Linked DNA regions of Homo sapiens: region 1 is linked to region 2. Evidence: read pairs that join two places in POLR2A ChIA-PET (ENCODE). Cell type or tissue: HepG2. All regions are shown on one strand.

Region 1 (5,000 bases), 57 kb before region 2:
AGATGGTGGTGCAGCAGCTGCTGGAGGCATGGAGGAAGCAGGAAAAGCAGACGGCACGGTGAGGCCCTCCCCTTGCCCCAACACCCAGCCCCTTCGCTTACCCCAGATCTCCTGCAGAGGACGCTGGTAGACCTTGGAGGGCGGCATTGCTGGGGTGGCAAGCAGAGCAGGACCAGGTGATTTCTTGGCAGCCTCGGGACCATTCTATGGGAAGCTTAGGCCTGGATGGCGCTAGTTCTCCCAGCTCTGGTGGGGGCAGGAGAATGGCTGGCACTTTGGAGCAACTACTCCATCCCAGGTCCCATCCTAAGGATATAAATAAACTCACTTAATTTTTCAACAGCCCTAAAGGGTAGGTTCAAGTGTCCCTGTGTTACAGATGGGGACACTGGGGCCGGGTGTGGTGGCTCACAGCTGTAATCCTAACACTTTGAGATGCCAAGGCAGGAGGATTGCTTGAGTCCAAGAGTTCAAGACCAGCCTGGGCAATATAGTGAGACCTTGTCTCTACAAAAAATAAACAAGATGAGCCGGGCATGGTGGTGTGCACCTGTAGTCCCAGCTACTTGAGAGGCTGAGGTGGGAGGATCATTTGAGCCCAAGAGGTCAAGGCTATAGTGAGCTGAGATTGTGCCACTGTACTCCAGTCTGGGCAATAGAGTGAGACCTTTTCTCAACAACAACAAAAACAGATGGAGACACCGAAGCACAGAAATTTAACAGAGGGCCTCCCAGGGTCCCCAAGTTGGTGGTGGCAGAGCTGGAATCCACATGGAGCCGGCTGGCCCCAGAGGTTCTCCTCATATCACTGCACCACCCTGCCTGACTGAGAGGGCTGATTCCAGGGCCAGGAGCCAGCACACCCCTGCCAATTCTGCCTCCTCCTGTCTGGAGGCGGCGGCTGAATGAGATGATCTTCCCCTGAGGGGTCTTCCCACTGTCAGCCTCTTATCAAGGACCACAAACCTGTCTCTGGCCAACTGCCTCACCAAGAGAGCTGACGCTGAGCATCATCTTTCTCCACCCAATTCTGACCCCAGGATTGAACCCTCCCTCCTCCCATCCACAATCCAGGCCTAGGAGTTCAATGTTTGCTCAGCCCGGAGCTTCCGGTTGTCACCAGCTGTTGGAGGAGCCTGGGGCTGGGCATGGTTAGCAGTATCCTGGCTTTCATGGCTTGGAGCCTCCACGAAGACCTATGGGCCCCCAGTCTGCCTGCTGCACCCCCTCTCAGTCCCTCCATGCCACTCCACCCCCTCCCTGTTCAGCTGCCCGGTGGCTGTACCAACAGCCATCCTTGATCTTATCTACCTTCCCTCTTGGCGTCCTCCCTGGAGCCAGCACTGGGGAGGCGGGGAGAGGGCCAGACTGGGGGGATAGCTGGGTTTTAGAGTCCTTGTGGTAGCAGTCTGGCCACCCCTTCAGATGCCCTCTGGCAGCTGAGGACAGAGTCGCTTGTGCAATTCTTATGCTGTCTGTTCCCCTCCCAGCTCTGAGAGCCAAGAAAACAGCTCCTTCCTCCTCCTCACTCCTAGCCAGCCCAGCCTAGCCCTTGGCTTCCTGGAGCCCCTGTCCCCATTCCTAACCCACTGCTCCTTCCTCCCTGGACCAGACACAAGGCTTCAGCAGCACCTGGGAAAAATGCCTCCGGCGAGGACGAGGTGCTGCTGGGTGCCCGGCCCAGGCCCCGGAAGCCCTCCTTCCTGAAGGCCCTGCTGGCCACCTTCGGCTCCAGCTTCCTCATCAGTGCCTGCTTCAAGCTTATCCAGGACCTGCTCTCCTTCATCAATCCACAGCTGCTCAGGTCTCTCCACACTCCGGCTCACTATAGCCCTGCCCTGGGCAGCAGGGCTGGCTGGCTAGCCCAGAGGAAGGAACAACGTACAGTGAAAAGAACCCCAGACCAGGAACCAGGGAGGCTAGCTCCACTTTCTGTGTGACCTTTGGCAAGTGGCATTGCCTGACTTGTTTCCTCACTCACATTCAACTTAGAATTGCTGTGCATATACTATGTGCCGGGCACCGTGGTGTGTACGTTAACAAGCATTGGGTCTTTAAATCTTCCCAACAATCCTATGCGGAATTGCCCCATTCCCATGTCACAGATGAGAAAGCAGGAACTCAGAGAGGTGAAGTGACTTGGCCAAGGGCACACAGCAAAGAAGGAATCAGGTCTGAGTCCAGGACTCTGAGCTCCGACTGAGGTGCTCTGTCCCCACCATCAGGCTCTAACATCTGTCTCAGGAATGGCTTGGACTAGAACGAGCTCTCAAATGAGAGGGTGGGAAGGAGAGCTGCCTAGTAGCTAAGTCCCCACCTCCTTGCCCCTCCGTGCATGCATTAATTTGTTCAGCAAACATTTATTGAACCTCCAGGGTACCAGAATGGTGCTCGATACTAGGGATACAGAGTTCAATAAGACAGGGTCTTGATGTCTTATGGGAGAAACCAGCGTGTAAATCAATTAGAATTCAGTGGGGGCAGAAGTGTTCTCGGGTGTCTGGAAAACCCCGGGAGGGGCAAAGAAGCCAGCCTGGGATGCAGCAGGAAGCACCCACTGGCTTGGGAGGTCAACGAATTTGGAGAGACAAGTAGGTGAAGAAACAGGGGAAAGTTCAGCCTCAGCTTAGTCACAAAGCCCTGAAACAGCATGACTCAGGTGTTTCTGAGTGGCAGAGGAAATGGCAACGAGAGGGAGGGGCAGGAAAACAGAGAGAGGGAGAGCTAAGGATATCCTTGAAAGATCTGAGCCAGGGAGGGGCATCTGGCTTCAAGGATCTCCTGCCAGGAGTGTGGGGGATGTAGGGCAGGGTGGCTGGATGGAAGTGGGCCAACCCGGTCAGATGGAGTCCAGGCCAGGAATGAGACAAGTATTCAGGAGCAATTTGGGAGATGGGCGTGTGCGCCAGAGAGACAGAGGAGTGCCAGGCAACCTGGGTGCTGGCCTGGGTAACTGGAGGACGATGGATCTTTTGCTGAGCTGATGGGCTCGGTGGGAGGAGGAGGCTGGGTGGGGGGCAAGGTGGTGGATGGAGTCTGGTCATGTGGGGCCAGTGGTGCTGGTGGGTCCTCCAAGGGGAGATTCCCAGCTAGCTGGAAGTCAAACTCTCGAGCCCAAGAGTTTGAGACCAGCCTGAGCAACATAGCAAGACCCTGTCTCTACAAAAAAGTTAAGATATTAGCCAGGCCTGGTGGCATACGCCTAGAGTCCTAGCTACTCAAGAGGCTGAGGTGGGAAGACTGCCTGAGCCTGAGAGGTTGAGGCTGCCGTGAGCTGTGATGGCACCACCGCACTCCAGTCTAGGTGACAGAGAGAGACCCTGTCTCAAAAAAAAAAAAAAAAAAAAAGAGAGAGAGAGACACCAGTCACTGGGCTGGGGCCACTGGGGCCCACCCTACTCCAATATGACCTCACCAAATGAGGCCACGTTCACAGGTACCAGGTGTTGGGAGCTGAACATATCTTTCTGGGAGACACAACTTAAGCTATCACAGAAGGGGAGGCCTGGCTATGATTATGGCTGGAGGGCTCCATGTAGTCGAGAGGAGAGTGTCCCAACAATGAAGAGACTCGGTCATGTCAATAGGTGAAGGTGTAGAGCTTCCAGCAGAGGTGGCCAGGGTGAAGCTCAGCGGCAAAGGGGGCAACAGCGCAGCAAGTTCCTGAGGAGGCAGAGGAAGGCCAGGGCTCGGGGGCAGGGGCAGCCTCCGACAGCCTGAGCACCAGAAAAAGGAGGACAAGCCACTGGAGGGCAGTTTGTGAGTGGCAAGGAGTTTGTGGGTGGCAGGGAGTTCTCAATGGGTGGCTAAGCAAGAAGGCAGGTAGCTGCTGAGAGGGGTGGGGGGCTGGGATGGGCCTGAAGGGAAGAGAAGAGAGGTGAAGAAGGCCCCAAGAGCGGGGGCGGATTAGGGACCTAGAGAAGGTTGCTAGGCAGTGCTGGGGGCCACTGAGTTTGGAAAGGTGGATTTGAGCGGCAAGAGTCTTTGTGGTCATGTGGCGGAATCTAGAGCCCCCAGCAGCCTAGGAGAAGGAGCAGGGAAGTCCAGTCAATGGAAACGTGGCATTTCTTCCCGCCATATGTCAGGAGGTAAGAAGGCAGGCAGGTGAGGCTGGTGGTGAGAGCGTCATCGATAGGGCGTGCAGCAGGGTCCATGGTGGATAGAGAACGAGGTGAAGGCAGAGTGGAGCCAGGAGGTCGTGGTCTTGAGGCAGTACTGGGTTGACCCTCCCTGGCCCAAGAGGTTGGAGGGGGTGGAGGTTTCAGAGGCCAGGGGTGCAGTGGAGACTGCGGGTAAAAGCAAAGGGCAGCAGAGGAGGGAGCAGCCATGGGGGCAGCACTGCCCACCTCACTCCTCTCTCCTCCCCACAGCATCCTGATCAGGTTTATCTCCAACCCCATGGCCCCCTCCTGGTGGGGCTTCCTGGTGGCTGGGCTGATGTTCCTGTGCTCCATGATGCAGTCGCTGATCTTACAACACTATTACCACTACATCTTTGTGACTGGGGTGAAGTTTCGTACTGGGATCATGGGTGTCATCTACAGGAAGGTCAGCTGGAGCAGGGCCCAGGGGAAAGGCTGGCCCTGGGCAGCTTGCAAGAGGCTCGCAGCCAAGTCCACCCACTACTGTCTACCTGCAGGCTCTGGTTATCACCAACTCAGTCAAACGTGCGTCCACTGTGGGGGAAATTGTCAACCTCATGTCAGTGGATGCCCAGCGCTTCATGGACCTTGCCCCCTTCCTCAATCTGCTGTGGTCAGCACCCCTGCAGATCATCCTGGCGATCTACTTCCTCTGGCAGGTGACTCTCCAACCCTGACCTCTGCCTCCTTCCTCTGACATGCTGCAGAAGTGGCAAGAGAGGATTATTCTGGAACTGGGAGCATGGCACATGCTTGTAGTCCCAGCTGCTCAGGCGGCTGAGGCAAGAGGATCACTTGAGCCCAAGAGTTCTGGCTGCAGTGCGCCACGATTGTGCCTGCGAATAGCCACCACACTCC
Region 2 (5,000 bases):
CATTCTCCTGCCTCAGCTTCTGGAGTAGCTGGAACTACAGGCGCCCGCCACCATGCCCGGCTAATTTTTTGTATTTTTAGTAGAGACGGGGTTTCACCGTGTTAGCCAGGATGGTCTTGATCTCCTGACCTCATGATCTGTCTGCCTCGGCCTCCCAAAGTGCTGGGATTGCAGGTGTGAGCCACTGTGGCCGGCCTTTTTTTTTTTGGTGGTAGTAACAGTGGAGAGCCCTCAATAAATGCTTCATTGGGAAAACTGTAACCAACAGCTGAGAACTGCCTCATCTCACTGCTAAATCTGTAAATTGATTTTCTTCTTTCTTGTTTCAGTGGAGAAGATCCTTTCTCCTATCAAAGGCCAGAGGTTTCAAATATGCCCTGGAGCCTAACCCATTACTTTTTTTTTTTTTTTAAGACACAGTCTCACTCACTCTGTTGCCCAGGCTGGAGTGCAGTGGCGCGACCTTGGCTCACTACAGCCTAAGTCTCTTGACAGTCCACTGTTTAAAGCGATGCTCCTGCCTCAGCTTCCCGAGTAGCTGAGATCACAGGCGCCACCACCACGCCTGGCTATCCTTTGTGTTTTTAGTAGAGACAGGGTTTCCCCATGTTGGCCAGGCTGGTCTCGAACCCATGACCTCAAATGACCCACCTCTGCCTCCCAAAGTGCTAGGATTCCAGGCGTGAGTCACCACGCCAGGACCCAACCCGTTACCTTTTTAAGATTTTAAGTCATTAACTATCCCCTTCTTTTATTTTCCACCTCTCTACTGGAATATCCCCAACATTAAACATTCTCTCATTTCCTACGTTTGGGGTTTTTTTTTTTTTGGTCTTTTCTTTTTTTTTCCTTTTTGTGGAGAATGGCGTCTTGTTATGTTGCCCAGGCAGGTCTTAAACTCCTGGCCTCAAGCTATCTCCCTGCCTCTGCCTCCCTAAAGTAGTGGGATTATGGCGTGAGCCACCATGTCTAGCCTCTAATTTCCTATCTTCAAAAAGGCTCCAGCCCCACTTGGTGGCTCACGCCTGTAATCCCAGCACTTTGGGAACTTTGGGAGGTCGAGGCAGGTGGATCACCTGAGGTCAGGAGTTTGAGATCAGCCTGGCCAACATGGCGAAACTCCGTCTCTACTAAAAGTACAAAAATTAGCTGGGCGTGGTGGCGGGTGCTTGTAATCCCAGCTACTCAGGAGGCTGCGGCAGGATAAACTTGAACCCGGGAGGCAGAGGTTGCAGTGAGCCAAGATGGTACCACTGCACTCCAGCCTGAGCGATAGCTCAAAAAAAAAAAAAAAAAAAAAAAAAGGCTTCATGTCCCATACCTCCTTTGAGTTCTCACCCTATTTTGCTGCTTTCCTTCTTAAAAAGAGGTGTCCACGACCGGGCGCGGTGGTTCACGCCTGTAATCCCAACACTTTGGGAGGCTGAGGTGGGTGGATTATTTGAGCTCAGGAGTTCAAGACCAGCCTGGGCAACTTGGCGAAACCCCGTCTCTACCAAAAATACAAAAACTTAGCCGGGCGTGGTGGCATGCGCCTGTAGTCCCAGCTACTGGGGAGGTTGAGGCGAGGGGGTCGCCTGAGCCCGGGAGGTTGAAGCTGCAGTGAGCTGAGATCGTGCCATTGCACTCCAGCCTGGGTGACAGGGCCAGACCCAGTCCCCCCAAAAATAAAAGTGTTGGGCTTGTTATCAATGTGTAGTGCCTTACATTGTATAAACTCATTTAATCTTCACAATAGCATCGTGGCTGGGGGCCGGGGGAGGACTATTGTAAACCCCATTTTACAGAAAAGGAAACAAAGGCACAGAGCGGCAGAGCTGGGATTACGAACCCAGGCAATCTGGCTTTAGAGACCATACCCTTAACTGTGCTAAAGCATTATCCCAACATACGTTGATATATTTGTGACTTTATTTCTTCAGCGATTATCTCCCCTCGCCAATGCACAGGTCTGCGGGAGCATGGACTGTCTGAAAGGTTCTGAGTTTAGCTTTAAGCACAGTGCCTGGCACATACCATTTGTTGAATAAATGGATCTACCTATCTATATATATGTGTGTGTGTGTGTGTGTATGTGTGTGTGTGTGTGTGTGTGTATATATATATATATATATATATATATTTTTTTTTTTTTTTTTTTTTTTTTTGAGATGGAGTTTTGCTCTTGTTGTCCAGACTGGAGTGCAATGGCGCGATCTCGGCTCACCGCGACCTCCGCCTCCCGGGTTCAAGCGATTCTCCAGCCTCAGCCCCCTGAGTAGTTGGGATTACAGGCATGCGCCACCACGCCAACCTAATTTTGTATTTTTAGTGGAGACGGGGTTTCTCCATGTTGGTCAGGCTGATCTCGAACTCCCGACCTCAGGTGATCCGCCCGCTTCGGCCTCCCAAAGTGCTGTGATTACAGGCGTGAGCCACCTCACCTGGCCTACTGGATCAATATCTTTTTAAAAAATTCCACACTGGGAGACATTTGGTGTAGGACTGAATCCCCGTATTTTAGAAGCCGCCTTGTCTCTTCTTGCCTCGATTTCCCATCCTGTTAATCAGGAGACTCAGGGCGGGAGGACAAAGCCAGGTGCAAGAGGCGTGAGCACAGCGACTAGGAAAATGGAGTCGGAAGCCGTAATCTTCAGTTTCCTCCGCTGCATGAGGCACCATGTGCACCACGTGGACTAAAGGAGACACTTTCTCCATTTTGAAGCGGTGTCCAGGCTTCAAGACCTAGGCTCCAATTTCTCACCGTGAAGAAGCTCGGGAAAACCGGGCGCTTGGGGAGGCGCGCGGGCAGAGGCTACCCGTCCCCGCGGCCTCTAGACAGGGGCGGAGTCCCTACCCGGCCTCCGCGGGCCCCGCCCCCGGACGGCGGAAGCCGAGCTCGCCCTCTCCGCCCGGGCCTGGGCGTGTCCCACGGGCGCACGGCATGCTGGGAAGGCGTCCGCGCGGCGGCCATTTTGTCTTGTCGGCTCCTGTGTGTAGGAGGGATTTCGGCCTGAGAGCGGGCCGAGGAGATTGGCGACGGTGTCGCCCGTGTTTTCGTTGGCGGGTGCCTGGGCTGGTGGGAACAGCCGCCCGAAGGAAGCACCATGATTTCGGCCGCGCAGTTGTTGGATGAGTTAATGGGCCGGGACCGAAACCTAGCCCCGGACGAGAAGCGCAGCAACGTGCGGTGGGACCACGAGAGCGTAAGTCCCGCGGGCCTTGGCCTGAGCCCGGGCTCCGTGGGGGAGGGGAGCGGGCGCGGGCTGTGGCCCTCCTGGCCGCGGCGCGATGTGGCCAGGGCCGCACCCGGGGTCGAGCGTCTGACCCGGTGCCCATGGAGCCAGGAGGGAGGATGCTGTCCGGACCCGGGGATGGGGGTGATTTGGTTTTGTTGTTCTAGTATCAAGGGGGTCCGGGAGAGCCCTTGGCATAATTGAAAAGCACCTTGATGAGGCGGGGAAACGCGGGAAAGAAGGATAGCAGCGTCTTATTAAATCTAGCGGCTCCGAGGTTTCACCTCATTATGAAATAGGGAGAAGGGCACATTTTTCTATAGTTTGGGTTGAACGTCGTATTTAGACTAAAATTTCTGACCAGGATTCATGGTAAAAATCGTGGCGGTATTTTATTTAAGTAATTACAGCATGACGCTTATACGGGGAAATAGAAATGTAAAAGAAGTCGTTTACTTGTTAGGGTTTACCGTGATGATTTACAAGTATTGTTCGTTAACAGTATTCTAAGAAGTCCCTTATAGAGGCAGCTGTCAAGGTTTTTTCTTCCACATAAAACTCATTTGATGCTCTTAGCCCGGGGAGTAAAGGTAAATATTATAACCCCAGTTTCACTGGTGAGACTTAAAAAGGCTCACCCAAAGTCTTGGCAACTGAGGAAACTAATCTTTGTAGTTCTGTTAGCTTTCCACAATCCTATGAAACTGGTTCTCTGCACCTACTGTAGCATTTCAAGTGTTTTGATCTAGTTTTGAACATGCAGTGTAATGTTTACTTTAGGTCTTATCTGGAGAATAGATACAGAATTTAATTTTACTTTGAGGTTATAATCTAACATGCTAATTTTAAAACAATTGCTAATCAAAATAGGAAGGAATAGTTCAGGTAATGCATGCTTCTTTAGAAAACTGTTTTCTTACTCTTTTTAAACGTAGGCTTTGGTTAAGGTAAAATTTCTTTTTTGCAGTGTAGGAAAGCAAGTTGGTGCTAGATGACTCCTTTTAGGACTTTAAGAAAGAGTAAGTTTGGCTCAAGTTGTGTTGGGGTGCTAACTGATTCCAAAGTAGTATGAAACATTCTTAGAGTAGAATTTATTGTTTTTAAGAGGTGGGTTTTTTGTTTTTAACATTTAGGCTCCCCATCCCCCCGACCATTTGTCACAATAGGAGACTAAGGAACTGCTTACCTTGACCATCTTTCTTTTGTAGGCATCTTTGTTATAGCGAAGTAACTTTTTTTTTTTTTAACTACCTGACTCTGTAACCTTTCAGTCTAAACTTTGCAAATGTGTTAGGAATAACGCTCAAAATCCTAAGTAAGGTAAAAAACCAAAACATTATGGCGATTTGGCTTATGTTCAATAGGTTATTTGTATATTTTGAATTCAAGAGAAAAATGCTTTCCATTGCACTCCTTATCAGTTGGAACAGCCTTGTATCTCTGCACCCTTGACTTTGAACACGTTTTAGAGAAACTGTTTTCTTTCCCGGGGTAATTTGTTGCCACATTGCATTGTATGTGATGGGTTTATGACTCTTCAATGATGAGGCCCTCAGAATAGCAATTTAGGTTTTATGTCATCTCAGCCGTAATCTGCTTTGCTTTCAGTTTTAGTACTTTTCACTAATTTTAACTTTCAGTGTTTATTACTAAAGTATTTAATGCCTTAATGACAGATTGCACTTCACTCTAGATTGAAGGATTTCAAGTCAGTTACTGGCATTTCAGATTGATATCTGCAGGGAAAATGTTGGTAGTGTTGAGCAAAAACAAAGCACATGGTCT

What was found. Peaks named below come from ENCODE experiments on the same cell type or tissue, not always from the same donor. Only the 100,000 strongest peaks of a DNase experiment are listed, where the experiment ranks them.
Region 1: POLR2A ChIA-PET joins it to region 2 with 11 read pairs; 11 of 35 experiments call an interaction of 5 or more read pairs at or near these places.

Annotation. Positions count from the first base shown.
Region 1 is chr17:50,659,311-50,664,310 of GRCh38, forward strand. It overlaps ABCC3 (ATP binding cassette subfamily C member 3), which reads left to right. Exons shown (of 31, transcript NM_003786.4): 7 at 1-58; 8 at 1,613-1,804; 9 at 4,371-4,548; 10 at 4,640-4,801. Among named protein-coding and RNA genes, the nearest start is that of ABCC3, 27 kb to the left of the region's middle. RefSeq lists enhancers at 1,876-3,075, 2,738-3,719. In HepG2, no CTCF peak of the experiment used is centred here; DNase peaks (open chromatin) are centred at 1,081, 2,651 and 4,751.
Region 2 is chr17:50,716,647-50,721,646 of GRCh38, forward strand. It overlaps LUC7L3 (LUC7 like 3 pre-mRNA splicing factor), which reads left to right and starts at 2,957. Exons shown (of 10, transcript NM_016424.5): 1 at 2,957-3,185. The coding sequence starts at 3,087. RefSeq lists silencers at 2,664-2,893, 3,234-3,293 and an enhancer at 2,924-3,063. In HepG2, a CTCF peak has its summit at 957; a DNase peak (open chromatin) is centred at 2,915; H3K4me3 peaks cover 3,167 bases.